6 separate regions of the Mus musculus genome follow, and regions 2, 3, 4, 5 and 6 are each linked to region 1. Evidence: chromatin loops called from intact Hi-C (ENCODE). Cell type or tissue: heart. All regions are shown on one strand. Each heading gives the region's core, and the rest is flanking DNA. Links, peaks and the distances in the headings are about the cores only.

Region 1 (4,999 bases), core at 710-4,709:
AAACTGACGTCATCTGTGAGTCATCTGAAGAGGTCAATGACAAACTAGCTTCCCCATGCTCATGAATCTCGCTGTGGGTCTTGCTTCGGAAGACTTGTACCATAACCCAGTCGGGCCAGAGTTTTGGCAAAGCCGCTTTGTGCTGTGGTGTAGTGTTTAGTGAATTTCTTCCTGCTTCTGAGCCCAGAGATGATTGTCTTGGCAGCCAGAGCACATGTTTCTCTCCCAGAAGAACACTGGAGTAGAGAATGGTTTGCTCCTTTTTAGCTAGTTCCCTCCTGTTCCCCACCCAGTCCATACCGCACCCCTCAGCATGGCTCCAATTCCTGCGGATCTGCACGCAGAGCCCAGGGGTGAGGAGTGGCTTCCACTCCAGGTCTGACTGAAGAGTAGAACAATGGTCGGGACCCCATGACAGTTGTTGTGGCTGCTGTTTCTTTTCTTAGACTCTTCCCAGGGGGCTGCAGCCTCCAGTACTTGCCAGTAATGCCCAGGAGCTGCCTGTCTCCTCATGGCTGGAGAAAGTGTTAAAGGGGAACCCGTGAGCTTTGGGTCATCTCATTTTGCTCACCCCAAATCATACTCCATATACTTCTATGAGTTTTGCATGCGTGCACACAAACACATAGATTGTGTCTCTCTGCTTATATATGGGAAGAGAGAACATGTGTGTGCAAAACTAGGTCATAATGATTAATTCATTTAATATGGCATCGATCTTCTCAGTAAACCTTTGCTAAAACGCCACAATCTAGGGCCAGAGAGATGGCTCAGCGGTGGAGAGTGCTCACTGCTCTTGCAGAGGAACTGAGTTCGGTTGCTAGCACCCTCGTTAGATATCTCGCAACAGCTTCTGTCTCCAGCTCCAGCAAGTCCCATGCCTTCTCCTGCCTACTTGGCTACTGCACTCATACATACACAGGCACACACACTCACTCACAATTTTAAAGAAGAATCTTACAAATAAAGAGCCGTACCCTAGAGGTCAATAGTCAAGCCAGCGCAGGCACGGTATGCATGTCAGTTTTAAAAATTTTTTACTTTTAATTTGACCTTGAAGAATGACCTGTGCAAACTCCGGCTGTTCCTGGAGGAATTTGAGGCCATCTTCCTGAGTTTTATGTTATTATTGATCATACCACCACCCCTACAAAATGACACTTCTCAGTGGAGAATTTTTTTTTTCCATTTTAGTTCAGAACATTCCTCTATTAGTTGGGACTATTTTGTATGCTGCAGACATGTTGTGTCTTTGGCCCTTGTCAGCTCAGGACTGGGAATTGAGTCTAAGTCTATATGACTAAAACACAACCTGACTCAGTTAGTGGCCAGAATGAACCATCCACTCTTGACTTAAGCTAATGATGAAATGATCGCAGACTGTTCTGCACCGATAGGCTGGAGTATGATAGCTGTGTGTCCAGGCTGGCCTTGGACGGCCCTGGGGAGTGCTGCGTGTTTACTCGCGGTCTTCTCTCACAGCCAGGAGTATGCTTGCTTACATGATGAATCTGCCAAGTTACAGTGTGAAGCCCTGCTGCAGAGCAGTTACTGTCCACATTCAGCTCAAAAAATATTGATGAGATAAAGGTGCTGTGTGTCCAAGAGAACCTGATCCGCCCACAAGGCTGAAGGCCACCTGGCACTGAAGGCCTGGAGGACCCCTGGAGAGCCGGTGGCCTTCAATTGAGAGGCTGACAAAGCTGGAGTCTGATGTCAGTAAAGGGTGGTGGCCCAGCAGCAGTGGCAATCAAGGCATTCCCAGGAAAAAGCAAAGACAGGCAGACAGCCTCAATGCCTTGTCCTCAGAGCTCTGTATATGGGAGCCACCTACTGAAGAGTCCTTCATCCTTAACAAAGAAGGTCTTCTCTCTTGGCACTTTCTGGAAGTATTTTCAGAGGTCTGCCCAGAGGTGTGTCTCTTAAGTTAGGCCCATGAGCCCTCACAGTCCTGCAAAGGTCATTCCTTCTGTGCATCAGCGCATGGAAGGACTCCTGCAGGAGCCGAGCCTGGGCAGCGGCGGGAATCTGGGCCTCAGCCTTTCCACCTCAGGCCTGCAGCATTGAACGTGGCTTCAGCTGACCCCCACGAATGCCAAATGCTGTTTCTAGATGGATTTTTCAAGTGTTCTGAGCAGGAAGTGTGTCCTGTGTTGAAAGCCAAGATTCTTGCTATTGTTTTGTTGTTATTTTTGGCTCTTTATGGGATTGGGGCTCCTTTCTGGGTAGCTGTGTCTCAGCACATAGCTTTCTCTGTGTTGGCTGCACACAAAGCGCTTGGATCCAACCATCTGGAAGACCAAGAGATTCACAAGGTGTCACTGTCCCTTCCTCCGAACCCTTTACTGTCATTCTGACCCTGCTCACCAGACCTCACAGTGGACAGAAGTTCTTCACGAGGAGTGGCGTTTGGTTTCACATATTTAAAATCAAAACTATTCTGAACAGATGGGACTGGAAGTATGTCAGAGATCAATACAAGCTACTGTAGAGAATTAATCTAAACAGTAGTACAATTTATTGGGTGCTCTCTCTGTGTTAGGTCTGTGCTGGGCATTTTCACGGATAAACTCCATATTGATGTAACTATCATTAGCTCCCTCATTGTAGAGACATAAAACTAACACTTGGTAAGAAGTCCGTAGCTGCTGAGGCTGGGGAGATTGCTCACTCAGTAAAGAGCTTGTCGTGTAGTCATGGTGACCTGAGTTTGGATCACTAGCACCCATGTAAAAAGCTAGGCACAGCAGTGGATGCCTGTGAGCATTGCACTGAGGTGCAGAGACAGGAGGATCATTGGGGCGGTTGGACAGCGAGGCTGGCTGAACTAGATCAGAGACCTTGTCTCAAAAATCAGATAGGAAAGTGACTGAGGAAGGCATCTAATGTTGACACATCCACAGTCATAAAGCACACAGACACTGACCATCTGAGGTAAGATTCAAACTTAAGTTGGCCTATGCAGAGCCTGATGCTACAGCATCGCAGCGTCACAGAACACAGGAAGCTGTCCCCCTTCCCTCCTGTGAGGTGTATAGCCTCCTAGTGGCTCTGCTTGCCAGAGGTTCCACGTGGGTCACAGGTACACTGGGCTCCTGCCTGAAGTCAGAAAGTCTGGATATGAACAGCTTATTATGCCCTGCCTTTATTAAGTTTATTGGGATGTTTGAATGCTACGATGCTCATGACTAAGGTCTTCATAATTGTAGGGTCTGGTGGCTTTTATTGTGGATACATGCCTGTTTCTATGTGCCTATACACAGCATGGACACAAACACACACACACACACACACACACACACACACACACACACACACGGAAAAGCTCATGCTGGGTGTATAAGCTAGTCTTAGGACTAGGACTTCTGAATTGAACGGGACCTGAGAGATCATCATTACAGATGAAGAAATGGAAGGCTGATGGAAGGCTTCTTGTTCTTCCCAGGATAAGCAAGATGGCTTTGGGGTTTAAGACAAAACTCAAGGGCAGACAAGGGCCCAACAGGTCACAATATTTTAAGGTACTATTGGAAAGCTGGAGTGATCTGGTTAGACCTAGTTTGGACATGGAGCCAGACAGGAGGAGAAGGTTCCAGATGGCTGAACAAGGCTGGCAGGAAGGGTCAGCATCTGAGAGCTTCGGGATGCGAGACAACCTGGTACTGTTCCTCGTTGGATGGCCACCATTTTCTTCCTCATGGCCCAGTGTTTTGTGGCTTCTTACTTGTGGGTCATTGGGCTTTGCTGTGTTCAAGGAGGATGGTCTAAAAGCATGTATTTGACATTCCCCTAAAGGAGGAGATGGTCTAGTGGGGAGGCTGTACTCACTCCACCAGTCTGGGTGAAAAAAAGGCCAACGTAGGATTTTGTCCTCTGTGTCGCCTGAGACCTGATGGCTGGGGAGACACTTGGTGGGCAGGTGCTGGCTATGTAAGCATGAGGCTCCGAATCCTCACAAGAGATGGGCATAGCCCCACTGCTAGGGGAAAGAAGACAGATTCTGGGGCTTGCTGGCCAGCTGGCCTAGCCACTCAGGGAGCTCCTGGTTCAGTGAGAGATCTTGTCTCAACAACATAGTAAGATTGAAAAGAGGGGGGGGGGTGGAGAGGAAGAGAGGGAATCACTAAGCATCCACTTCTGGTCTCCAAAAGCATGCATGGGTGAGTACACCCACAGACATGGCATGTGTACAAGCATGCATGTAACACACATGCATTTGCACACACGTACACACACACACATGCATGCATAAACACACAGATGCATAAGCACAAGCATGTGCACAAGCACACACATGTATACACACACACACACACACACACACACACACACGAGTGACTTGAGTGCAGTTCTATCCTGCTTTTGATGTCTTCAGACTTCCCATCCATCAGCTCTTCCCTGATGGTCTAGTTGACCCCTTGCTCACTTTTTTTGATCGTCCTGCAAACGCTGGGCCCCAATCCACACAGGATGAGAAGGTCGTGGTGGACAGTCTAAGTCCACAGCTGAGAAAACAACTCACAGCACACGATGGGGATGGGGGTCAACTGTGTCACCTGGCTTTATGGAAGGGAACATGCTATTATGTTAATTACAGTGTCCCGGCTTTACTGGGAGCTGAAAATAGATGTATGTGGCTTCTAGGGACAGCCACTGACATTCCTTTGGCTTTTTCTGCTATGTGATTTTTTTTTTTTGAGCAATCTTTGCTTTGATTTAAAATGCTAAAAGGCTACCAAAAGCTGTGCTGTCTCAAGCATGTTGGAGGACAGCTTCCTGGGTCACTCCAAAGTCACCTTTGTCATGTCCATGGCTCTGTGCTCAACCATGAAGTGCAGTGGAAGAGAGAACAGAAGAGGTGGCCCCACCCTGCGGACCTTTATTCCAGCCTTTTTCTTCTCTGAGCTCTTCACATCTGTTAATGAGGAATCATGCACCACAGCCTGGCGTAGATGGGCCCAGGAGAGCTGTTCCCTGGAGGAGGCATTGGGAGAGCTTC
Region 2 (4,999 bases), core at 508-4,507, 210 kb before region 1:
CTGCTGTAAATCACTTGGTTGGTTTAGTGTTAGGCACAATTTTTGTAGAATTGGCCTTGCAGTTTTTTTGTTTTTTTTTTTAAAGGACAGCCATTGCCTCCTCGGAACTCACACTTTTAAAGAAAGCCTGTATCACCTCTTATTTTCTTTGAGGGCATACCTTCTACTTCATACCTATATTCATTAGATCTGAACTCTTCAGAAAGGAATTATTTTAATACAAGGGAGGATTTTCACAGTCTTTGATTCAGTCAACAGCCTTTTTTTTCTGTGTGTGTGTACATATACTTGTGTGTGTGTGTGTGTGTGTACATATGCTTATGTGCATGTATGTATGCATGCTCATGTGTGCTGGGCACACATGTGTTAGGTGTGGGTGTATGTCTGTGAGCATGTGCAAGTCCAAGGTCAGCATCAGATGGCTTCCTCCATTGCTCTCTACCTTATTCCCTGATGCAGGGTTTCTCAGTTGAACTCAGATTGATTGCTTACTCCCAGAATCCTCTTCTCTCATCTTCATGTGCTGGGATGACAGGTGGGTCACCACACCCACTGTCTTTTACACATGATCTGGGATCTGAACTGCTGTCTTCATACTTGTGTCCACACACTCTGACGTCCCCAGTCCCCCAGTCAAGAGTCATTCCAGCTTCTGGACTCTAGTTCTGCGGGCACTTTCCACAACAAACCCAAACATTTGTGCATTTTTGGTTCCTTTCTGATGGTCCTAACACACTGAGTCTTTTGGAAGCTGTTAGCAGTATCCCAAGCCCCTACTGTATGGAGAGGTTAGTATATAACTCATGACACATGGAGGCCATTTACCCGAGTGTCTGAGAAATTTTCCTTTCCTTTTTTTAACTGTAGGGATAGGATTTTTAATTGCAATAGGAATGATCATCACAAGAAGCCAAGCAATGTAGAAGTGAGTAGTAAAACTACCCACCCCACCCCCAACACACACACATACACACACACACACACACACACACACACACACACACACACACACACACACACACACTGTGGCATTTGGCCTATTACATTTGATCTGCCTCTGTCATTCCCTTTGCAGTCACAAGCTCCTGGGTCATGGGTATGGGCACACTCTTCTCTGTACTTGCTCTGTATTTGAGTATTATGAGCTCTTTGACATCTGCATCTGGCTGCCAGTCTTGTGCTTCTCAGTGGCTGAATGGCATCAGTGTGAACTTCAGACGCTCCTAGGGTCGTGTGCAGCACATGCTCTTCTGAATGCCCGCAGTAACTTTCTGGTGCTGCCTTCAGGCTTCGGCACACTCCGCGTTTGCATCAGCTCCCACAGTAAGACAACTGGCAATCAGTGCTTTTAATGACTACTGATCTGGTGGGGCTCAGTTTCTGCTCGAAGTCTGCAGTGCCCCCATTTTTCTACTTTCCTCCCCTAACTGCAGCTTCCGACTCTTCTTAGCTCTGCTATTTATGGATGAAGATTCAGCTCAGGAAGCTGCAGTTTGGATTTGTTGTTCTTCATGTTGTTGTTGTTGTTTTGTTGTTTTTGTTGTTGGCTGTAGCATTAGGAAGGAGCACACAAACTCAAAATACACAAAATTCAAGGCATTAAATTTGACAATGTGGAAAATAGATGAAAATAATAGAAAAATATAAATTGCCAAATTTGGCTTCAAAGTAAGTAAATATCAAACTCCAGAAGGCCGGTCTGTGAACGGCACCTACTCCATCTAGATCATGTGGCTTGTGATATAAGGATCTTTATCTACTGAGCCCTCTCACAGGTCCCAGTCAAAACAGTTTGAAAAGTTAAATGTTGGTTTCTCGGTACACAATCACCCTGTCTGTGTTCTAGAGGTCCTTTTTTCTTAGAAATCACCTTTCTAAGGACGGTCTGTGATAGGAAACAGAGTATGATTTTCCCTGGCTGAGGAACAGAGAGGTGAGAAGCAGTTAGAGCCGCTGCGCTTCAGAAGAGTTAAACACTAGCATCCCCTGAGTCACGACTCAGGAAACACGACTGTATGACCTTGGTGTGTCAGGGGGGCTCTGGTGCTCAGGTTCCTGAGACACCTGAGGAGGAGAGTCTTCCTGGAGGAGGGGAAGCAGAGAGCAAGATTAGGGGAGATAAAGGGCAGTGACCCTAAGAACTGTGCCACCCCCCTCACACCTCTTACTTGATCTGGCCCAGCCCTGTCTCCTACAGGGTGCACACTCCTGCAATAGCACCACCTACTGGGGACTAAGTGTTCAACACAGGAGCCCTTGGGGACAGATTCCAATGGGGCATTTTGCATTGTAAGTGCTGATGTTCAAATATTGCCATGTGGTTTACAAATGAATCCTAGATACTAAAGAGACAGGCACCCCCTGTGTAGCCCTGGTGATCCAGAACACAGAGCCAGTGGCAAGGCTCCCAGCTCATTGTGCTAAAGTGATAGCGAGTTTCCTAGCCTACTTACAAACGTCTCTCAACTGACGACCATTTGCATTTAGGATGAAGATGAGAAAACTTTAAAAAGAAAATCTAACCCAACAGAATAGTGAGGGACCAGTGTCAACAGGGAAGGAAAGTTTAATCCAAGAGCTCAAGAGTAACGTAAGCCCTGTGATCATGAGCTAGGATTTTGTGGAAATGAGAGAGAATAGAAATAAGATCAAAGTCGATGCCACTCTTCATTTTCCTTAACAACAACAACCACCAGCATATGTTTTCTCTGTTTTATATCCATGGGTGGTTTGCCTGATGTTTGTCTAAGTCTTTCTTCTGATACACATCTGCAGCCTGTGGGTGAGGCTGGGGACGTTTTCACATGGTTTGTCAAGAGTGTCACAGCACCTAAGGCCTCTGTAGACTGTCCTTCAAATTCTACATAGTAAGGACCAGGCTTCCTGAATTGTGTATGTGTGTTGTAGTGGCCTGTGTCAATCTCACACCCCTGACCTACACCGTACCACATTCTTCCCTAAGGATCCGGAGCTGAGAAGAAGCCAGAAGGTCCCACAGAGCAAAGCATTCCTCATTCCTGCCCCTTGTGGTGACACGCTGTTGAGGACCCATGACAATAACTGTGACATGTGACACTATGATAGGAAGGAAGGGTTTGTTTTGTTCACAGTTTGAGGGTGGAATTTGTCATGACAGGGAGCAGCGTAGTCACACTGTAGTAGAGCAATGGATGCTGTCGATGCCGACAGATGCCCATGGACGCCTTTTTGTTCCACTCGCCTCCTTTTTATTCAGCTCAGGACCCCAGCCTAGTTGGTCGGTCCGAGGATCCTGGCCTGTCCAGTCCCCAGTGCGCCTTCAGGAATGCCGGCCTCTGTTCGTGCTTTCTCTGCCAGGCCGGAAGGATGTCACGTCTGGACAAATCCTTTCCCTTTCTTCCTGGTGATGAGTTTCAGGGATGCAAGCTAATTGCAGTCTCTTTCCTTACCACTTCCCTGTTAGGACCCTGTCCTTCCTGCTCCTCCCAGCATCCCTCACTTCCTTTGCAGGCTGTGTTCCTGAGGATGTGTGTCTGGGCTCTGTCTCCTCCTCTTCCTTTCTGTGTCAACCTGGGTGGAGCCAGTGAGTGTTCTATTGTCTGTGCCATTCTGGAAAGTGTTCAAAGGACTAATTAGAAGCCAGTAATTGTGTCATTTCAAGAGAGGATACAGAGATCAGTTGACAGGCAGCTTAAGAAGTGCATGTCACCCAGACGTGAGGACCGTGGGTTATAGCCTCGGGAGCGCTCACAGGAGCCATGATTACTGTGAGGATGAGGATCGTGGCAAATACTTGTAAAGTGGGGGGAAAATAAAATAAAAACGCCAAACCCAGTTAATCCAGGTTTTCGCGTGGAAACTTCTTTGTTATAAGTCAGTGTTTGATCTTTAAAATAACTGTTGACAGGCTCATCCCTGAAGCTCCAACCCTTCTGTGTTAAGGATCTTTCAAAGGAGTTGTGTTTCCCCACCATTCCACAGTTGGCAGTGACTCTGAATGCTACCCAGGGCAAGCTGGGACCCATCTGTGCCACCTGTGCCTTCCGATTTGTCTTTGAGATGTTTTCAGAATCTGTGTCGTGTAGACTTAGAGTCACCGTCCCTCTAAGGATGTGCTGGGGTGGAGGTCCGGCACTCCCTCGCCTCTGGGGAGGGAGCAACGCTAGGATTTGGGGCTGGGGTGGGGCATTTCCACCACAACCTCACTGCCGATGGGGGTGGGCGGGGCAGGATGTGATGGATGGAGGCAAGGCAAGCAGCAGGCCTGCCAGCCTTGGGTGGAATCCTGTAAAAGATGTCCTAACAGTGCAGAGATCTGTCTCCAGGCACGGTTAGCAACATCAAAGGGACAGGAAAGGCTGCTGTGAAGTGGTTATTTTTGTTCTTTCTTTGCTAATGTATTATCTTCTCTGGAACTAAGTATCCCCATATAACGGCTGACAAAGCACTGTGGTAGGTAATGGAACTAAGTATCCCCATATAATGTCTGACAAAGCACTGTGGTAGGTAATAGTTTTAAAATAGAATACACAATGAGAAAGAGTTTTGATTACATTGTGTTGGATGTGTTGATTAAAGAGAAACAAATCCGCCACAACTGTGATTTTTAAGTTTAAAACAGTTCTTAAAATTCAAGTGTATGTGTCCTTAGAATCATATCCACGCTGCATGCGTATATCTGTTTACATCTCTTCCCACAAAGTATTCAAGGTGGCCAGTAAGAGCACTTCCAAGAAATGAGGCTGGCAGACTGAAAACAAGATGTCAAATGGGCGTAATGATAACATGTTTATCTTAAGTTCAAATCTAATTGGACATGGCTGAGTCTATAACTAAAGCTAGGAAGCAGTAAACAATGGCCATAAACCAGTTTCTGCATAGAATAAGCATTTGCAAAGGTGAGTGTTAATTGTCAAGGTGATAGAGCCTAGCAGCACTTGGAAGATGGTCCCTGGCACATGCCTGTGGGGTTATCATGATTGCATTAACAGAGGGGAGACTGCACACTGTGGGCGGCACC
Region 3 (4,999 bases), core at 719-4,718, 110 kb after region 1:
TTGTTGTTACAGCATCAGGACATCTGCTTTTCACTGTGATCCTTGACTGACAGCATTGATTTGCCCACGGGAAAGACCTTGCTAAGAGGGAGGACTTCACTCCCGAGTCAGAATCTGTCTTCCACTGAGGCCGTGGTAATAAACAGGCACCCTAGAGTTTACAAGCTCTGGGGAACCTTAACTGTCAGCTGACCATATCTTCCAGTTACCTAAGAAAGGAGTCTCCATTGATGGGTTTCTCAGGTGTGACTGGCCACTGGGCATGGCTGTAAAGGATAGTCTTGATTCCAGAGGGCTCAGCCCACTATAGGTGGCACTGGGAAGGCGGTCCTGGGCTGTGTAAGAAAGCTAGCAGAGCCTAACCCTGAGAGGGAGCCAGCCAGCAGGATCTCTCCAAGGTGCCTGCTTCAAGTTCCTGCCCTGACTTCTCTCCAATGACTGTCTGTGACCTGGAAGTGTAAACCAAATAAACCCTTTCCTCCCAAGATGCTTTTATCAGCGTGTTTGATCAGAGCAACAGAAAGCAGGACAGCATCCTAGGTCAGGGTTGAGTCTCGGGACTACTGCTCACCAATTCTGTAACTCTGGATGCTTTTCCTTGTCCCAGTCTCTGGATTGGGCAATTGGATGCCTTGGGATTCAGGGGCTAGCCCTTCTCTTTAAAGTTTTTGTTTTAATTTTTATGTTGTAAGTAAGTGTTTTGTCTGCATAAACACACATCACATATGTGCCTGGTTCCTGCGGACACCAGAAGATGGCATTGGATCCTCTGGAACTGTAGTTAAAGGTGATTGTGACTCACATGTGGGCACTGGGAACCAGGCCAAGTCTTCCACAAGAGAAGCCAGTGCTCTTATCCGCTGAGCTGCCACTCCAGAATAATAAGAGAACAGGGCACTGAAAATCAGTTTGATAAGGGGGGCTGGGGAGGACCCAGGTTCAATTCCCAGCAGCCACATGGTGGCTCACAGCTCTGTAACTCCAGGATTCAAGCTCTATACACAGATATACATGCAGGCAAAATGCCAACAAAGGGAAGGAAGGAAGGAAGGAAGGAAGGAAGGAAGGAAGGAAGGAAGAAAAAACCAGTTCAATAAATTTTATAATAGTAAAATCTATATAGAGGACTGGAGAGACGGCCCAGGGTTAGAGGACCTATTTCTCTTCCAGAGGAGTTGGGTTTGGTTCTCAGCATTGACATCAGGTGGCTCACAGTTGCTCATAACCTTAACTCTGAGGACACCGCAGGCAGATGGTATGCATAATCTCATTCAGGTATACACACAAATAAATCAATCTTTAAAAGTTATGTGCAACAGGAAACCAGCTTTTACATGTTGCCCAGCCTCTGCCAGCAGAAAACAATTCAGGTTTCTGACCAGATACTATTTCCTTAAGTGGTCTCACCCTTATCCTTGCTACATTGTTTCTGTAGCTTCCTGAGGTCCGCCTGGTATGCGGGCAAACACAGTGAGTCAAACAGACGCCATACTGGAAGGCTGTGGCACTAAACTTCTACTTAGGAAAAAAATAAAGTTGACCTCAGAAAATAGTGACCTCCTTTGAATTCACCATGAGTTGTGTCAGGCCGCTGGGGCTGAGTGAAGTAGTTCAACTTTGTGATGGCTATAAGGGAAAAATTTCCTAGCTAAACAAACATAAAGCAAGGGGTTACATTTAGCTATTTCAGGGTGTCATTTTTCAAGCCCTTTAATGAAGGCTATGTGAATGTACAATGAATTAGACATTAATCAAAGCAGTTTGTTTTTCTTTTTTTTATTATTTCCTGTGTATGTGTATACATGTGTGTGCTTGTTTGCATGTATGTATGCATATGTATGCATGTATGTATGCATATGTATGCATGAATGCCAGAGGCCAGCATCCCAGATGTCTTTCTCAAATGACATCCATCTTTACTTTTGGAGACAAGGTCTCTCTTTGAACTGAAAGTTCACCAATTTCAGCAAGACTGGCTGTCCAGGAGGGTCCTGGACTGCTCCTGTGTCAGCCCTGCCCCTTCAGCACGGGGATTACAGATGTTCGCTTCTGTGCCTGATTTTTGGAGGCTGACCTCAAGTCTTTAGGCTTGCACAGGAGATACTTAACTGCTATCTCCCTCACCCTCAGCCCTAATTATGAGCTGAGAATCTGGAGCCAGCAAGGAAATGGGGCCACTGAGTAGTAGGAGGGAATGCCTGTGCTGTGTACTGTAGATAGGGTCCCACCTGACTGGAACTTTGCTTTGATTGGAGGTCCTCTTGTGACTCCAGAGAGAGGCTGACTGCAGATCAAACTTCTAAGATAGGGAGGTCTGGACAGACAATCTGCTGATTCGATGCCATGTGGGGTTTGAAAGCTCTGCTCCAGCTACAGGCCCAGGTTATCTCCCAATTCGGAGGTTTCCCTACTCCTATCAGAGGGGCTACAGCAGTTGAAGGGGATGATTGCAGCCACAGAAAGGAGGAGTTTTTAACGGACACTTGCTTCACAATTCCCTAAGCCCTGGGGGCCCTGGCCCTCCACGGAGCAGAGCTTTATTTACCTTTCTGTTTCATGATGGAGAAAACATCCCTGTGCCAGCTCTCCACCCTCCAGACCCAGTCAGACTGCGGTGGTGGGAAATCTCTGGGGAAGCTGGCTTTGCAACTGTGAAGGAATGCCTTTGTGAGAGAGGATCCTGCCCTGTGCACAGGCCAAAGGGGCTGCAGAGTGGAATTTTCTCTCTTCCCCTTTCTGGCAGGCAGACAGACCCTGTCTTCAAAGTTCGCAGGAAAGGTATGTTTTGACAAGCACACACATACTGCTTCAGAAAAGCCACAGAGGCAACGCCTTTGTTGCCCCAGAGCCCACTCCCTTCCACGCAGGAGGTGAAGCCCTTTCAGAAGCCGCATAATGGAAACCGAGCCTGAGTTTGCTTGTACTGTTTCCCCGAAAGTACATAACTTCCATTCTGTGGTTCCACACAGCACATTCGCCCTCCTCACAAATGCAAACCCTGGCAAGGCTGTTTGTCCAGCCAGCCCGGGACTGGCAGGGAACACGAAGTTTGGCAGGACTCATGAGGCGTCTTTCTGTAGGGCTTTGGTTTCCTGGTCAGTTGAAGCTAGTCCAGTTATTGTCCCAGTGTTCTGCCAGATAAAACATGGGGGAGGGGGGCTTTTCTAGAAGCCTGGCCTTGTGACTGTGGGATGTGAGGAGGGATCATGAGCTGAGCAGAGAAGTAGGAACTCAGGCCAAGGCCCAGGAGTTCTCTTCTCCAGCACGGGCTCTGACTCTGCTCTCTGGAATGTAGACCTATGCCTGACTCACGGCTGGCGCTGAAATTACCTTCACCTTCACACAAGGCTGTACCCTGTAATAGTAGTCCCTCTCAGGGACATGGGGTTAGCATGGTCAACAAATGAATCCCACCTGTAATATAAAGAGATCTAGCATATTTGGAGCCCTGGGTTCGAATCTCAACAATGCATAAACTGTGTAGTGGCTCATGTCTGTAGTCCTAGCACATGGGAGGTAGAGGCAGATGGATCAGGAGTTCAAGACTATCCTTGGCTATGTAGGAAGCTCAAGGGCAGCCTGGGGTGCATGAGACCCTGACCAGAAGCAAATAAATGAAAGAACAGAGAGAGAAAAGCAGCCCATGCAGAGAACCACCCAGGAGCAAACATGAGGTCCAGATCAAGAAAGACAGACCCTGTCCCCTCCCAGCAGGATGGAGAAAGACCCTGTCCCCTCCCAGCAGGTCCCCTGGGCTGCCTTCCACAGTTCTCTGACTTACAGCCACTGGTTAAGAGTCACTGAAACACTGTTTCCAGAACGTTCTCTTTAAACATACATTGTAAATTCTCAAGAGAAGCCAGGGTGGGTTTCTGTTTTGGGACCTTCCATAGAGTAAAGGACCTCGTCCCATCCTAGATTGGCTACATTCTCATGGCTGAGCAGGGGTGCTAAACCCTGAAGCTAGTGGTGACTGATACTTAAAAGTTTGTAGATTCTGTCTCCCTGGACATCACAGCAGCTATTGGATATGGGATCCCAGGGCCCGAATGTGATTTTGTAGATGTGAGAAATGCTGGAAACTCAGGGCTCATTAAACATCAGTGCACAATATTGTTGGGCTTTTTGTTGTTGCTGCTGTTATAAACAACATCTTTGAAAACCTTATACAAATACCTGTATTCAGCCCTGCAGAGGTTGTGGGCAGGAACTTGGTTTCCTTGGAGGTGAAAAGGAGCTACCTGCTGTGGATGTGACAGATCCTCCAGTCTGCCCCAGCATCTGCAGTCTGACCTAGCCAGGCTGCTCCTAACCAATCTTTTCTCTCCCTAGTCATGTGGCTCAGAAATCATTCCCAGCTTTCCCCAGGGACACACACACTGCTGGCCTCCTGTCTATAAACTCCTCCCCTCTTTGAGAAATCTTACTGCCTCTTATCTGTACAGCTCCAGCTGGCTGGTTGAGCTAAGAGCAGAGAGGTCACTCTCTGAATAGATTATGTAGTTCAGTCTTGAGTAGATCGAGGCTCCTGTGTAGTGGGTTTGTGGCCCACCACCCTACCACACCTATCCAAGTCACAACAGCAGGAATTGGACACTGAATATTCCTGAGTCTATATGCCTATGAAGGCCAACTTTATACACTTATATAGTTGTAGATATGTACGTGTGTATGTGTGTGTGTGTGTGTGTGTGTGTGTATACCACATAAAGCCACAATAGCACTACCCCATTATTTTTATTTGTTGTTTATTTGTTTGTTTTTCTAGACAAGGTTTCTCTGTGTAGCCCTGGCTGTTCTGTAACTCCCTCTGTAGACCAAGCTGGCCTCAAACTCAGAGATCTGCCTGCTTCTGCCTCCACAGTGCTGGGATTAAAGGTCAGGGCCACCACAGCCACCACCACAGCCCGGCTCAATGCTACTCCATTCATATCATGGTTATTTTTAGCTCCCTGAGGTCATCCATGTGCAGATTTAAATTCAAAGATTCTTATCCTTA
Region 4 (4,999 bases), core at 719-4,718, 160 kb after region 1:
ATAACCGTTAAAAGAAAATGCTTATTCTTACAGCCTCTTTGATTGAGACGAAGTACCTCATTAATGCTTGATCCATCTGCCAAGGGAGGAAAGGAAGGCACTGAGCCAGCTGCCTTGGAACAGCAGCCCGAGGGCCACATGGGATGCCCTTCCAGGGAACCTGGAGAGTGGTAGGGACAGCACGGGCCTCAGTGATGTAGCACTGTAGTGTGTGTGAGGGGACTGGGCATGGTGGCAGAGCTGAACACTGCCACTTCTTGGAGCTCTGCTGGGTGTTGTTTGAAAGGACATGATGGGTGTGATATAGCTGGACTTTCAGAGCAAACCTGGTGCTTCTGGCACCCTCAAGGAGCTAGCCTGGGCCACTTGACCCCATTTACCAGCCAAAGAGGAGAGTGTAGGAGAAAAGCAGAATTTGAGCAATGTGAATGAATAGGGAGAACAGATACAAAGGTCCAGTGGACCCCAGGTCCATCTTTGTGGTCACCCCAGGTCCTTCTTTGGGTTGACTCCAGGTCCATCTTTGGGGTGACTCCAGGCCCATCCTTGGGGTCACCCCAAGTCCTTCTTTGGGTTGACTCCAGGTTCATCTTTGGGTTGACTCCAGGTCCATCTTTGGGGAGAACCCAAGTCCTTCTTTGGGGAGATTCTAGGTCCTTCTTTGGGGTGACTCCAGGTCCTTCTTTAGAGTGACCCCAGGCCCTTCTTTGGGGTGACCCAGGTCCTTCTTTGGGGTGACCCCAGGCCTATCTTTGGGGTGACTCCAAGTCCTTCTTTGAGATCACCCCAATTCCGTCTTTAGGGTGACATGAGCTTTAAGTAGAGGAAGAAGAGGAGAAAAGGTGTGTAGCCCTGGGCCAGGCGTGACCCTGATGATCACCATGCCAGCTGTGGCTCTAGAAGATGATCATCCAGGGTGTGGCCTTGGCTTTGACTCCTGGATAGCTGCCTTCTCCTGGGGTTTCTGTTCTTAGAATCCAGGGTAGATATAGATCCAGGTTAGGACAGTGACTTATCCTTGTTTTTTAGTCCTGGAAGCAGGCTGAACTATGCTAGGTAGGCAGACACAGGCATTCCTGTGCTGAGTCAGGCAGAGCTCTGAACCAAAGCCAGGGACACAGACAGGGAATGAAGGCAGAGATGGCAGGCTCCGCCCTTTTGGTCCAGGTGAAGAGTCAGCACTTTTAATCAAGAGCAACAACTAAGGGCCTCTTAGAGAGATCTGGGTGAAGTTGACAGAGTGCAGGGCACTCAGAGAGGGGAGGAGAACCATCTGAGTTGTGAGTGCAAAAGCAACTGAGATTCTTGCCGTTTTCTTTCCTGTGCTGCTGTGTTTTAAGTCTCTCTCTCTTGTTGGTATGAAGGATGCAACATTTCTTCAGGGGTTTGGGTATCCACAGTTCGCTCCCACCTGCCCTGACAGCACAGGCTTGCCATTGTGTGAATGCCAGCTTACTCTCTGCAGAACCTCACACGGCTGGCATCTAGGAACAAGAAATGGAGCCAACAGCTTTCGGCCGATGAGAGGTGGAGTTGGTAGAGGAAGTCCAACTTCTTGTGTTGGTTGGTTGGGACCCTTCACAGTTGTTCCCAAGACAGCAGCAGCCTCACTTGGGAACTCACAGAAATGGAAGCTATCAAGGTCCGCCACTACATACTGACTGAATCAGAAACTGAAGCTGGGCCCCAGCAGACAGGGCTCCACAGCTTTCCAGGCAACTCTCCTGCGTGTGCAGATATAGCCGTGCATGCTGTTTCCCAGAGTGTCCTTGCGGCTCTAGCTGCCTAGGGCTAACCTGTTTATAAATGGAGTGTGTGCTGTTCTGACCACAAGTCTCCAATATCATCTTACTCGTGAGAAAGCAGGGAAGGTTGTATTCTGGAGAATGCGTGCGTGTTTCTGCTGGTACCATATACAGAGTTGGTACAGTCTAGAGATGGAGTATTTTCCTATCTATGAATATTCATCTATCTACAGTCACACGCATACATAATTGCTTATTTACATGCAAATCCGTGGAGATCTGCATTAGATAGAAAGGAATAAAAAAAAAGTTAGCTGATTGTTGTAGAGTTGAAGCCAACAAGACTGCAAGTGTCTGACCCCATACCTGGACAAAGTACACACTCAATGAAAACAAACATAAATGCCCACGGCCCTTCAGAAGGGTGACATGTAAAGCATGTCTGGGATAGCCCCCAAGCGAAGGGGCCTAGGAACTCCGAGGAACAAGAATGTCTCAGACACAGATTTGAGGGAGAATCTGGAGCTATGTCTCGGCTCTCGCCTTCAAAATCAACCTCTGTGTTCCGCCTGTGGCCTCTGCCACAGAGCTAAGGATGTGAGAGGCACCAGCTGGCCTGCGCCTGTGGTGACCGTCCCCACTTTTCCTCTTTGCATCAGTAAAGCATCCCTCTACCCAGGAGGGGAGTGAATCTATTGCTCTGTGGGCAGATGGCTCTCTCGCTTCTGAGAAAGTAGGCTGTTTTGTTACTCTTCTCGCTACTGTGGCAGGAAGCAACCTGAGGGTGTGCTGTGGCTCACACAGCCTGCCAGCCTGATGGCGTCAAGAACCACCTTCAGACAAACCCCTCTGAACTTCTGTGAAGAAGTTTCTAGATTATTTACTTGAGGTGGTACTACCCAGCCTAAACGTGGGTGGTACTGGGATCCCTGACTGAGTACAAAGATGAAAGCGCTGAGCACAGACGTGCACGCAAGCGTGTGTGTGTGTGTGTGTGTGTGTGTGTGTGTGTGTGTGTGTGTGTGTGGTGTGTGTGCGCGCGCGAGGAACCAGGAATCCCCACTGGCTGCAAACTTCAAGGCTGGGTCCCCAGTGAGCATCTCTCCCGAGCATGGAGAAGGCACAGAAGGGCCAAGCCTCTACTACTGCCTGCTTCTACAGGAACCGCTGGAGGGAAGTGAAGAGCAGTGTGTGTAGATGCCGCCCCCGTCCCAGGCCCCGCCCCCTGCATGGCCCCAGCTAGTGACTTGCAGCCGGGACAGCCAGCCTTCTGCATCCCGGCAGGGTGCCGGGAAGTAATTCACTGCAGAGGCTCCTCCTCAGTGCAGTTTCCTGTGGCCAATTATTTTGGGAACGAGGACTGGAGGTTTGGGTGGAGGAGGGGCAGTCAAGGGCCTGGAAGCAAAAGGGCATGAGGCTGATCCGGCCTCCATGCCCTGATGTAGAGGTAGCCTCCACCCTCCACACGAACACAGAAGCGTCACATGGACCCGCATTGTGTGGCTTGGAAGTCCTCCGCTTGTACACCATCCCTCCAGAGTCAGGAACCAGACGCTGGAAGGCAGCCTTTTAGTTTTTTTTTTTTTTTTCCACTATGGGAGGAATGAAGCGGGGAGGAGGGGTCCACACACTCACACGATCCAAGTAGACTTCTCCTAGTTTGTTTTTCTGACACATTGGAAACCGCACAGTGCAGAGAAAATTCGTCTCACATGCTCAGGCCTGCTTTCCCGGAACGCATCCAGAGACGGCTGTGTCAACACTGCTCAGCCAGCCAGCCTCAAAGGGATGGGCTCTGTCAAGGAAAAACTCAACCCAGACCCTGGCGTGAGGGGGCGGCGGGGGCTTTGTGTATCCTTTAAAGGGAGAGTGGGCCTCTAAGCGGACCAGGCACTTCCCCCACCACGCAGTTGTCCCCACACCACCCCTGTATCGCAGGGGTTCCCCGTCCCAGATGGTGCTGAGCTGTGTGTGTGTGTGTTCAGCTGCTCTGCTTCCTCTGAAGCCACAGGGAGGAACCGGAGAGGGAGCCAGGAGGATGGAGGAAGCCTGGGTGGAGGATGTTCCTGGTGGCTAGAGCAGCTAGGTACCACACTGGATGCTGATTTGGATGGAGAGGAGCCTCAGAAGTGAGTCCCCAGAGTTTGAGATCTGGACGTCAACCCTCAGTGTTCAAGACCCAGATGTAACACCACCACCTCCCCCCACACCCCACCACCAAGTGTTAAGAGACCTGGACCTAATTCCCACGCTGTTGTTTGAGATGCAGATGTAACCAAGCCCTCTCTTAAGAGACCTAGCTGTAAATCTCACCCCAACCTAGCCCTAACAGATTCAAATGCAAACTCTCCCCTACTCATTCCCCTATTCACTACTGTAAATTCCCAGTGTGAGATCAGGTGTAAGCATCGGGTGTTTCTGTGAAACTGGAGCTTCCTCTGCAGACGAGAGAGAGGAGCTGCCTCTGGGCAGCCAAGGTGTGGGGCCATCATGGCTCACTGACCGTGGCTTCTTGCTACCTGCTTGTCCTTGGAGGCCTTCTACCTGTGGCTCGCTTCTTCAGACACAGTTTGTGGTTCTCAAAGCTGCCTGTGTGGTCAGGAATGTTTACAGTTTGGGATTTCAGTGACCACAGCCTACCAGGAACAGCAAGGAAACCCCTTGTTTCTCTACCATAAAGTAAGTTCCACTGAGCGCCATTGCCCAGTTCCTATGAGGGCTACGGTCGTTCTAGGGTTAATTTAGGATCTTGAGCTCTGGCCACAATCCAGATCCTAATGACACTGTAGAGTTTCTTGTCCCTCCTGGCTCTCCCCTCAGTCTTGAGCTCTCAGGAGCAGGCATGAACCGGTCAGTGGGGTTGCGGAGAGCAGAGGTAGTGGAGCGGCTTCCTCTGCCTTCAGCATCTGTGTAGTGGTGGTTGGGGCCTTCAGCATCTGTGCAGTGGTGGTTGGGGCCTTCAGCATCTGTGTAGTGGTGGTTGGGGCCTTCAGCATCTGTGCAGTGGTGGTTGGGGTCTTCAGAAAAGCTGGCTGGGAATCAGTTTGGCCACAGATGCCTGGGCTCTCGCCTCTGTGTGACCTCGCCCTGCTGGTGAATGTCTCCCTGAGTTGCTTCACTTGCCTGCGACTGTGGAGACAGTGTGCCAGCTCCCTCTACCATTGCTGAGAAAGTCAGCTCCCTGCCCCTCCCCATCACTGCACTGCCTCCACATAACCTGCTGGATACAGTCTGGCACAAAGGTAAGAGACTTA
Region 5 (4,999 bases), core at 688-4,687, 71 kb after region 1:
CTAATGAGATGGATGGGCTAGGTTCTTTTTTATGTAGGATTTAAATCTTGACCCTGCAGAACGTAGTATATCTTCAGTGTTCAGAGTTAATCAATAATTTGATTTTTTAACTGTCAAGGCCAAGAACGTTTGTTCACATAAACCCCACAGTACAAAATGTTTGAAGTATATTTAGGGTCATTTTAGAAATGGTTGGAAATTCTGTCATCTCAAGCCAAATTTCATTTAACAATTAAAAAAAAAAATCAAACTCAAATCATTAAACAAATTTGAACAGAAAATTTAAAAGCCAAACGGTCTAACTCAACCCAATCCAAAATGGACTAATTTGATATGTGTTGAGGGCCGGTGGTGGAAAGATAAAAGCCTTAGCTTTTCTGTAACTAAGTCATTGTTTCCATAAAAGCAGAAAACTGTATCGTGAAAACACTGCTGCTGGAGACCTGAATGAGCCCAGGTTTCCCCAGCAGGATGTGAAGGGAATGCGCAGGACAAAGTGCATGCGCTGCAGTGAGGCCACATGGGTGAGCACGGCCAGAAGCGCTTTGTGTGTCTGATTCTGAGTTAGCTTTAGTCATTGCACATCCAGAAACCTTTTTCGGTACTACATTTTTTGTGAGTCCTGCATTCAGTCACCTGTGGGTCCTACCCCATAGTTGAAGAATCTTGGATTTAGGAAGCCATCGTGACGAGTGTGAATGGCGGCTGCAGCAAAGGTATGAAGAAGCTATCTGAATGTGAAGGTAATGGCTTGGTGAGTTGTTGGAGAACTTGGAAATGTAAATTCTGCTTATAATTATAAGGATGGGAAGCCGAAACCATCAGGAGCAAAAAGGATCAGTCGTGAAAAATGGAATCAGGGAGTGAAATTAAACCCGCTGTTACACGTAGGAAAACAAAACAAAACAAAACAAAACAAAACAAAACACCATTAATATGGAGAAGGTCATACAGAGCTGACTATGTATGCACTATGTGCCTAAGCTAGGCATGTTAGAGGCTGAGGTGGAGGATAAGGATTTTTGAGGTCACTTTGAGTCACTTAGTCCCTGTTTCAACAACAACAACAACAACAACAAATTAAATAAACACAAATTAACAAACAAAAAGAAAAAGGCACACACTCAGAAATATCCTGTCAAATTCAGATTATTTTTAAGAACAAGGGAGGAAATTGCAAGTCATTACACGGATAAAAATAAACAAAGTTGATCACAGCGACAGCTTGCTTTTTTTCTACCAACTCTAAGGATCAGAGGGAAATGGAACATGGTTACAGACAAGTACTGCTTCCAGGAAAGGTAAATGAAGAGAAGTTTCCAGAAAGACAAGGCTTTCTGAAGAATAGCGCCCACTTCTGTTCTTCATCCTGGTTTCTGAGATCCACAGTCTCAGAACACCATAGTTAGATGTACTGACTCACACCTGTACTCTCAGTACTTGGGAGGTTGAGGCAGGAGGATTGCTTTGAATTTGAGGCACACCTAGGCTAAGCTTGGGTACAAAGTAAGACCCTGTCTCAGTCACTCAGCCCTACCCAGGGAGGAGCAGATGCGGACAATGAAGGCCACTGGGACATTTCCCTCCCATTGTATTCTGTACAATAAGGATCCCTGGATCGGAGGTATCTGGACATTCAAAAGGGCCCTGTGCTGTTTGGTTTTGTGTGTCAACTAGACACAAGCTGGAATTATCACAGAGAAAGGAACTTCAGTTGAGGAAATACCTCCATGAGATCCATCTATAAGACATTTTCTCAATTAGTGATCAAGCAGGGAGGGCCCATTGTAGGTGGTGCCATCCCTGGGCTGGTTGTCTTGGTTTTTATAAGAAAGCAAGCTGAGCAAGCCAGGAGAAGCAAGCCAGTAAGAAACATCCCTCCATGGCCTCTGCATCAGCTCCTGCTTCCTGCCCTGCTTGAGTTCCAGTCCTGACTTCCTTTGGTGATGAACAGCAATGTGGAAAGTGTAAGCTGAATAAACCCTTTCCTCCCCAACTTGCTTCTAGGTCCTGATGTTTATGCATGAATAGAAATGTGCTTGAGTGAGTATGCCCTAAGGTCTCCATATCTGCACAGTCATTGTGTCACATCTGCATGGGACCTGGGTGCGTTTTCTTCAACCAGTAGTGACCATCAGCTATGTGCCAACCATTTATAGCATATGCTTCAAATCAGGACTCTGTGTATATACATCTGTGTATGTGTGTGTATACATAGAGAGTGTATATGTGTACATATTCAGAGTGTATGTGTATATATATATACATTGGATGTGTGTATACATGCACAAAGTATATGTATATGTGAATGTACATATACAGAGTATATGTGTGGGGTGTATATATACAGAGTGTATTGTGTATATATACAGTATATGTGTACATACAGAGTGTATGTGTGTGTACATACAGAGTGTATGTGTGTGTACATACACAGTGTTTGTGTATGTGTGTGTACATATGCAGAATGTATGTATATATGTGTACATAGGCAGCGTATATGTGTATTCATGTATGCATACAGTGTATGTCTGTATATATAAAGAGTATATGTGTATGTGTGTACATATACAAAGTATATATCTGTGCACATGTACAGTATGTATGTGTGTATATATAAAGAGCATAGATTTGTCTGTACATTTAAGAGTATATGTCTGTTGGATAGTTTCATACTAATTTTGATCACGTTTGTCCTTGTAACTCCTCCCAGATCCCCCCGTACCTTCTTCCTCCCCCCTCAACTTTCTGTCCTCATTTTTCCCCCATCAACTCCAGTTTGTGCTGTCCATATCCTCCTGTGTGTGGGGCCATCCCTGGAGTGGGTACACCTACTCAGGGACATACCCTTAAGGGAAACTGACTTTCCTCTGGAAGCCATCAACTGTCCATAGCTTCTTTGTCAGGGTGGGGGCTCATGAGCCCCTTCACCAGAATGGTGAGTGGGCTAGAATGTAGACTGGCTTTATCCTGTTCGGGTGACCTCAGCTGCTGTGAGTTTACCAGTACAGTGGCCCTGCCGTGTCCAAAAGACACTGTTTCCACCCTGTCTTCCTCCCAGCCTCTGGCTCTTACAGTCCTACCCACCTCTCCCTTGAGAGTCCCTGAACCTTGGGTTATATGATGGGGGGTTTGAGGGATGGGGGTATGGAGGGTGAGGGGGTTTAGAGGTATGGGTGGGCAGGGTTAAGAGGAGTGGAGGGTGAGGGGTGTAGGAGATGAGGGTTGGGGGATGTAGAGTAGAGGGTGGGGTGGGGGATGAGAAGTGGGTTTTGGGGTGTGGGAGGGTAAGGAGTGTGGGACTGTGGGTGGGAGGAGTTGGAGGGTAGGGGGTGGGGGCCGGTAGGGGTATGGGGTGGGGGTGTGATGGGGTGAGAGGGTGGAGGTGAGGGGTGGGAGGGTAGGGCTGGGGATGGGAGGGTAGGGGTTGGGGAGTGGGAGGCTCGGGGTGAGAGGAGATTAAGACTTCTTGAAGTTCTCCCCCTGGTGATTTCTCGTCTCCCAAGAACTTCTCTGTGACCCCACATTGATACATACATGAAGTAGATATATAAATGAAACATTTACTGATAATAAACCACAAAGCGATTTATTTTAAAGCAACTTGTTGTCATACATTTAATCTAATATATTTGGAGAGGAGAGCAAATTTGCATATTAATGAGACAGAGGGCCTGCTTGTCTAATACAATGCAATCTAAAAATGTGCTTCTCTGCTTAGGAATGATGATCAGAAAACTCCATAAGCTGGGTGTGGTGACGCACGCCTTTAATCCCAGCACTTGGGAGGCAGAGGCAGGCGGATTTCTGAGTTCCAGGCCAGCCTGGTCTACAGAGTGAGTTCCAGGACAGCCAGGGCTACACAGAGAAACCCTGTCTTGAAAAACCTAAAAAAAAAAAAAAAAAAAAAAAAGAAAAGAAAAGGGGGTGGGTGGGTATGGGGGACTTTTGGTATTGCATTGGAAATGTAAATGAGCTAAATACCTAATAAAAAATGGAAAAAAAAAAAAAAGAAAAGAAAAAAGAAAAGAAAACTCCTTAAGTCCTTGTTCTCCACTTGCAGACGTTTCTGTGAGGGCAGAGAACTTTGTGTGTAAAGTATAAACCCCTTAGCTCATAATATGCAACCATCTTAGACCTGAGCTGAGGCGATTCAGGCTGCATTCTTGGTGCTGTGTGGTGTGAAGGTGTCCAATGTTCATGTCACGTGTTCAAGGCTGCTGTGACTTCACACAGAGCAACACTGAATGAGCTGCCGGGTGCACCCTGGATTTACAGTAGATTTTGAGTTAATGTTTGTTTGTTGGGCACTCTGTTTTGTGACCCACCACAGTCCTCTCGCAAACCCAAGTTTAAGGGGTTTGTGTCAGACCAGGAATCAGCAAACCTTTTCTACAAAGAGCCAGATAGGAGATATTTTGGCTTGAGGGCCATGCAGTCTGTCGTAGCTACAGAGTTCTGCTGCAGCAAGAAGTTACAGAAGACATGTAAACAAGGGGTGTGGCTGTATCTCCACAAAACTTTATTTAAACAAGTAGTGGCTTGGATTTGACCCATGCACCATCCACTGTTGCAGCTGAACCCTATCGGTTGGAGATTCTGAAGAAGTTCACTTCCCAGGCTCCTATAGGGAGCCTCCTGTTACCCTCCACAATTCAAAATATCTCCTCTTATTTTAATTCAATGCCTATACATTTTGTGGGGTGGATGCTGGTATTTAGGGCCAGCATTCACACAGCTGGGTTTCAGCCATCGGCAGTAGCACTGCTGGCTGCAGACAGGACCTGTGTCTTGAAGCCTGTGCCCACAGGCGTACAATGCCCCTCACAGGACCACAAGCATACATGGTTCTCTCACAGCACCTTCTGCTAATGACAATCTTCTGGTACAGTGCTGGTGGGAATGTGTGCCCGGCTGCCTGACCACATTTCAGACATTCCCCAGGGAGCAAAGCTCCTGCAACTGGGCAGTAACACAAACATCAGCTCATTTAACACAT
Region 6 (4,999 bases), core at 290-4,289, 63 kb before region 1:
CCCCCACCCGTTTAACCTATATGTTCTTTTTTCTTTAAACTAGATTCTACATATGAAAGGAAGTGTGGTATTTGTCTTTCTGAGGCTGGCTTATTTCACTTAACATGATGATCACTAGTCCCATACAATTCCCTACAAACAACATAATTTTATTCTCTATGACTGAGTAAAACTCCGTTGTGTCAATAAGCCACATTTTCTCTATCAATTCATTCTTGATGGGCAGCTAGACTGAGTACATAACTTGTCTATTGTGAACAGTGGATGCAATGATACACACAGGCATATTCATATCTCTGTGGTATGTTGACTTAGAATCCTTCAGGTATATATCTAGGGGTAGTCTGAATTAATTCACATGGCGGTGCTCTCCCTCTTTCTGTCTTCCCCATCCCTTCACTTCACACTTTCCATACTGATTTCCATAGAGCTATACCATTTGTAACATTCCTACTTTCAGGCCATAAACCCCACCTCCGCTCTGGCTGCCCAGGCCCCACCCCTTCCCCTCACCATCATTTGTCACTTGTTTTCTCAGTGATGATTTGTGATGTCAACTTAATGGGATGTAGAAGCAGCTAGAAGATATGCTCCGGATGCCTGGGAGGGCATTTTTGGTGATTTACCCATAAAGGAAAAACCCACCCCAAATGTGGGCAGCACCATAGCATGATCTGCATAAAAAAGGAGAAAGCAAGCATTCATCTCTCTGCTTCTTCCCTCAAGATGAATGTGACCAGTGGCCATGGACCGTCCTTGAGCCAAACCTTCTTCCTGGAGTTGCTCTTGTCATGGCGATGAGGAAATTTACTTGAGAACACAGTGGCCATTCTGACTGTGGAGAAATGGAACCTCGATGCTTGATTTGTGTTTTCCTGGTATATAAATATGTTGAATATTTTTCACACACTTACTGGCTATTGCAATAAAATATCTGGATGCAGGTTGGCTATATTTGGAAGGGGAAAGTAGCAGACCTTGTTTACCAACCCAGTAACGGCTCCTATCTGCCACTTGAGCCCACACTGAGCAAGGCCCACCTCCCTTGAGCTATGACATAGTTAGACCAGCAAGACAAAAAGGTTGCTTACTGGAGAACTCCATTTAAGCCACAGAGAAAACCGGCACTGTGTTTGTAGTCCTCAGCCCACCTTTAACAGGGGCGTGACACCAGGAACCTCAGGAGCTACATTATAACCGCAAGGCAGAGGACAAGAGAAAGCCAAAAGCATTGGCCTCGAATCTGAAAATTTGTCACTGGAGTAACCAGTTTCTATTTGCTTGAGAAACATCGGACTTCAAGATCCCGCTCCTGGTACTCTTGGGGAAGAGCGCTCCAAGATGGTTGGTTGGTGGGGATTTTTCCTCCCCTCCCCCTTTCTTCTTGTTTGATTCGAGATTTAGCCCAGAACAAGCAGCAAGGTATCTGAGAATTGACTGAAACTATCTTTGTGGCTCTATAGTGCCTGAGAGACCTAAAGCAGACACTTAACATATATACTATTGTGTTACCTTCGACCTTTCTGCTAGACAGAGCGCCACAGTGGTGTACCGTCACACTGTTACGGCAAAAGGGGGTATTGAGGTCTAATCAGTTCAGAAAATACACACAGCTAACAAGATTTCATTACTGTGGGAATCCTCACAGCCTTTAGTGGGCAGGCGGGCTGGAGAGAGAGCCATACTCCCAGGCCTATATGACCTGCAGCTAGCTAGTGCTCTCCCAGAGGACCAGAATTCCAATCCCAGCACCCATTTTGGGTAGATTCAAACCATTTGTAACTCTAGCTCCAGGGAATCCAATGCCCTCTTCTGGCCTCTGAGGGTACTACACTCATGGGCACACACAAACAGATAGAACATCTTTTTTTTTTTAATGGAAAAAATAAGCAACGCATTTATTGCTAATTGTTATGGTGTTAAAAACACACTTCTGAGATGTCTAATGTTTAAGCATTTGCTTCCCAGCAGGTGGCGCTGTTTGGGGGGGGTTAATGGAACCTGCAGGAGGCGGGGCCTCCTTGAAGGAAGTGAGTCCTTGGGAGCTTGGCCCTGTTTCCTGTCTGGTATCTGCTTCCTGTTCCATCGGGGTATGAGGAGGGGAGGTGTACTATCTACACACTCCAGCTGCCACAGAGCTCTCTCTCACACACACACCATGCGGTCCCTGCCGTGATTGGCTATATCGTAGAGGGTGATCCTGAATAAATCCTCATTCACCCGCCCTCCCTGCCCCCAGTTGTTTTTGTCTGGCATTTTGTCACAGTGTCAAGGAAAGTGGCTCTCACGGATGTCTGTGTGAAGCAAGGCACACCAGGCCCTTCCCCGCGGGCTTAGGATGCTTCCAGAACATGTAGCTTCCGGTGGGTGGAGAACAGCGGAGGAGAAGCGCATTAGCTCCTGGCTGTGTTGGCCCACCACACAGACTTTGCCTGGCTTACTATGCGGAGACTGGAAACAAGAAGAAGGTGATCTGCCTGTGAGCTGTGTTGGTGCAGTAGTGGCATAAAGCTCGTGGGAGAAACCAGCCAACATCTGACTGGATTTAAGGCCACTCTGTGAGATGGAACCCATCCCTGATGCTGCTTGGCTGGCCAAGAACCTGAGACTGGACAGGCCAGGGACCTAAGGGAAAATCAAACACTACAGTTCTCCTTAAGGAGCATACCGATGAAATGACTCCTAACAGCATTCCACCATGCTCTTTCCTTGTATAGCCACCACTTGCAGCAGATGGGGCTAAATACAGACACGCACAGTCTCACCTTATGCAGAGAGTGAGAGACCTTAGAACACTCAGCCCTAACCATGGCGTCTATGTTTTCAACCCTCAGGGCTCAAGGAACCCTGCACAGGGGACAGTGCAAAGAGTGTAGGAGCCAGAGGGGACAGAGGACACCAAGGAAGCAACACGGCAAGACCCCGAATGTATGAACTCACAGAAACCGTGACAAAAGGCACAGGGCCAGCATAGTCTGCACCAAGCAGTCCTGGAGCCGAAGGGACAAGTGGCTACAGCCACCATCCCTAACCCAGCAACGATCTCCAGCTGATAACCACTTGCAGATGAAAATATGCCTTTCTCCAAGGGAGTCTCACTGGGGACACAAACCACTCTTAAGGGTAGGGTTCATGTCCACAAACTCAGTGGTGTCTTTAGAGGTTGTCTCCTAAGGTTGAGTCTTTTTAAAAAATATTTTATTTTACTTTGCAGGTCCTTTACATATATGCTACGGCTTCCAGTTTTGTGTTAATGTGTGCCAATGTGTGTGTGTCTGTGTGTTTCTTGTGTTTTTTTCTTGGGCTTTTTCTTCTGTTTGTGTTTGTCCTGTTCTGATTTGTTATTGTTATTTTATTTTAACCATTCCTTAGATTCCTGCTTGCTTTCTAAGGAGAGACAAAAAAGATGTGAATGGAAGGAGAGGTGAGGAGGGGTTTGGAGGAGTGGGGGGAAGGGAGAGCAAGAGGAAACCATAATCAAAATGTATGAAAAAAATCTATTTTCAATAAAAGGGGGGAAAAGGAGAGAGTATTGAAGGTTGTTCACGGTACCACCCTTTTTTTACAAGGTCACATTTCCCACTGAGTTATAAGTATCTCAGCAGTCACTTGTGCTGCCTGCCCCCCCCCCCATTCACTGTATGGCAGTCACCTGTGTTGCCTGCGCCCCATCACCCTCCCTTTGATAACGGAGCTCACTGACACACATCCCACCTTCCACTCTCAGGTCACATAGTGACCGACCTGCCCAGTCACAGCTGTGTAGCTTTCCTCTTGAGTCTCACGTAAACATTTCCTAGCATTGAATCGCAAGCCACCTTTCCACCCTACATCATCATCATCGTCATCATTGTCGTCGTCATCGTCATGCCCTTCCCTGAAGACAGGAAGGCCACCGGAAGCTCTCAGGAAGCACAGGAAAGAGACAGTGGCCGCTGCTTCTATATATTTACATTTTACTGAGGACTGCGTGTCTCGGTGAGTCAGTCGAGGCACACCCAATCCTGCTATTCTAAAGGACTACTGGGTTTCCCACTGGGTCACCCCAATTAAACCTTCCGTACTTACCCCTTCCTGTCACTCTTGATACTTTCCTGGGCCCATACTCTGATTTCTCTTCCCTAGTCGTCCATTATCTTCCACCAGGACTCCCAGATGGGACAAACTGAGACCTATTCTACAAAGCCTTTATGGTATAGGGTATCCAGCTACCTGTGAACAGGTGGGAAGGCTGTGACTATACCTATCCACAGCTGGCAGGTGATAGCCTCACCTCTATGCAAAAGCATCCTGTGTACTCTAATATTTTTTTATGCCAGTTGCCAGCCCATTCCTAAGGAGTATATTTCAGAATCAGGTGTTAACAAAATAATGAACAAAATCAAGTATACAGTCAGCAATTATCAGTTTCCTTTGATGAATCTGCCCTAGAGTTTACTATCACCAATCTGATGTAAAATTAAACAGAACAAAAGAGCGCCTTTGGGAGGGGTATAAATCAGCATTTTAAAACAACCGTTTCATCTACTCTGGGCCTTTACTCTGAATGCATTTACTCTGAGAACGGTGGAGCTCAGAGAGTGACCCTGGCCTGGAGGTTTGGTCGATGCTATCTGGGTTTGGTGAAAGGATCCAGGCGGCCTGTGGGAAGAAGCATGTCTTGGTCTCAGAGAGGTAGCTTGAATCCACACCAGCTGGTCCCAAATCATGTCTGCAGCACTCTTGTGGCTTTTCCAGGGACTTGGAAGAGCTTGGGAAAGAGCCAAGAGCAGTTCCGCGTCTCCGCACCTCTGCCCTGGGCCGGCTACAGGGCTCTCTTGTGCTGCTTCTTGGAGAAGGGTCAGCATGGACTGAGGCTCTTTCGCATATTGGGTTTTGTTCCTCAGTTGAAGGGATGGTAGCCCAATAAGATGTTGCAACAACCTTAAGAACAGGTGGCACATTCCTCTGTGTTGCTGAGATAAAACCCAGTCTAGGCCACAGTCCATCACAGAGTGAA

What was found. Hi-C counts contacts between places; a loop is a spot of excess contacts. Peaks named below come from ENCODE experiments on the same cell type or tissue, not always from the same donor. Only the 100,000 strongest peaks of a DNase experiment are listed, where the experiment ranks them.
Region 2: a loop joins it to region 1, with 10 times the contacts of the local background. A loop is called at or near these places in 2 of 42 quality-filtered maps.
Region 3: it touches region 1 in a loop (5-fold over the local background); 2 of 42 quality-filtered maps call a loop at or near these places.
Region 4: it touches region 1 in a loop (3-fold over the local background); 3 of 42 quality-filtered maps call a loop at or near these places.
Region 5: a loop joins it to region 1, with 3 times the contacts of the local background. A loop is called at or near these places in 9 of 42 quality-filtered maps.
Region 6: it touches region 1 in a loop (4-fold over the local background); 3 of 42 quality-filtered maps call a loop at or near these places.

The regions. Positions count from the first base shown.
Region 1 is chr9:120,849,838-120,854,836 of GRCm38, reverse strand. No RefSeq gene overlaps it. Among named protein-coding and RNA genes, the nearest start is that of Gm19385, 14 kb to the left of the region's middle. In heart, for the core only: a CTCF peak has its summit at 2,277; DNase peaks (open chromatin) are centred at 1,616 and 2,126; H3K27ac peaks cover 432 bases.
Region 2 is chr9:121,056,775-121,061,773 of GRCm38, reverse strand. All of the region lies in intron 34 of Ulk4 (unc-51-like kinase 4), which reads left to right. Among named protein-coding and RNA genes, the nearest start is that of Gm34945, 82 kb to the right of the region's middle. In heart, for the core only: CTCF peaks have their summits at 2,233 (motif pointing left) and 3,041; DNase peaks (open chromatin) are centred at 3,433 and 4,183; H3K27ac peaks cover 283 bases.
Region 3 is chr9:120,737,546-120,742,544 of GRCm38, reverse strand. No RefSeq gene overlaps it. Among named protein-coding and RNA genes, the nearest start is that of Gm39458, 65 kb to the right of the region's middle. In heart, for the core only: no CTCF peak of the experiment used is centred there; DNase peaks (open chromatin) are centred at 2,654, 3,144 and 4,354; H3K27ac peaks cover 2,864 bases.
Region 4 is chr9:120,689,765-120,694,763 of GRCm38, reverse strand. No RefSeq gene overlaps it. Among named protein-coding and RNA genes, the nearest start is that of Gm39458, 17 kb to the right of the region's middle. In heart, for the core only: a CTCF peak has its summit at 2,914; DNase peaks (open chromatin) are centred at 3,043, 3,503 and 3,653; H3K4me3 peaks cover 1,586 bases; H3K27ac peaks cover 2,570 bases.
Region 5 is chr9:120,778,654-120,783,652 of GRCm38, reverse strand. No RefSeq gene overlaps it. Among named protein-coding and RNA genes, the nearest start is that of Gm39459, 53 kb to the left of the region's middle. In heart, for the core only: no CTCF peak of the experiment used is centred there; no DNase peak of the experiment used is centred there; H3K27ac peaks cover 623 bases.
Region 6 is chr9:120,912,306-120,917,304 of GRCm38, reverse strand. 1700020M21Rik (RIKEN cDNA 1700020M21 gene) reads left to right here and starts at 2,055. Exons shown (of 3, transcript NR_040742.1): 1 at 2,055-2,090; 2 at 2,835-3,123; 3 at 3,215-3,531. In heart, for the core only: a CTCF peak has its summit at 1,934 (motif pointing right); a DNase peak (open chromatin) is centred at 2,264; H3K27ac peaks cover 1,023 bases.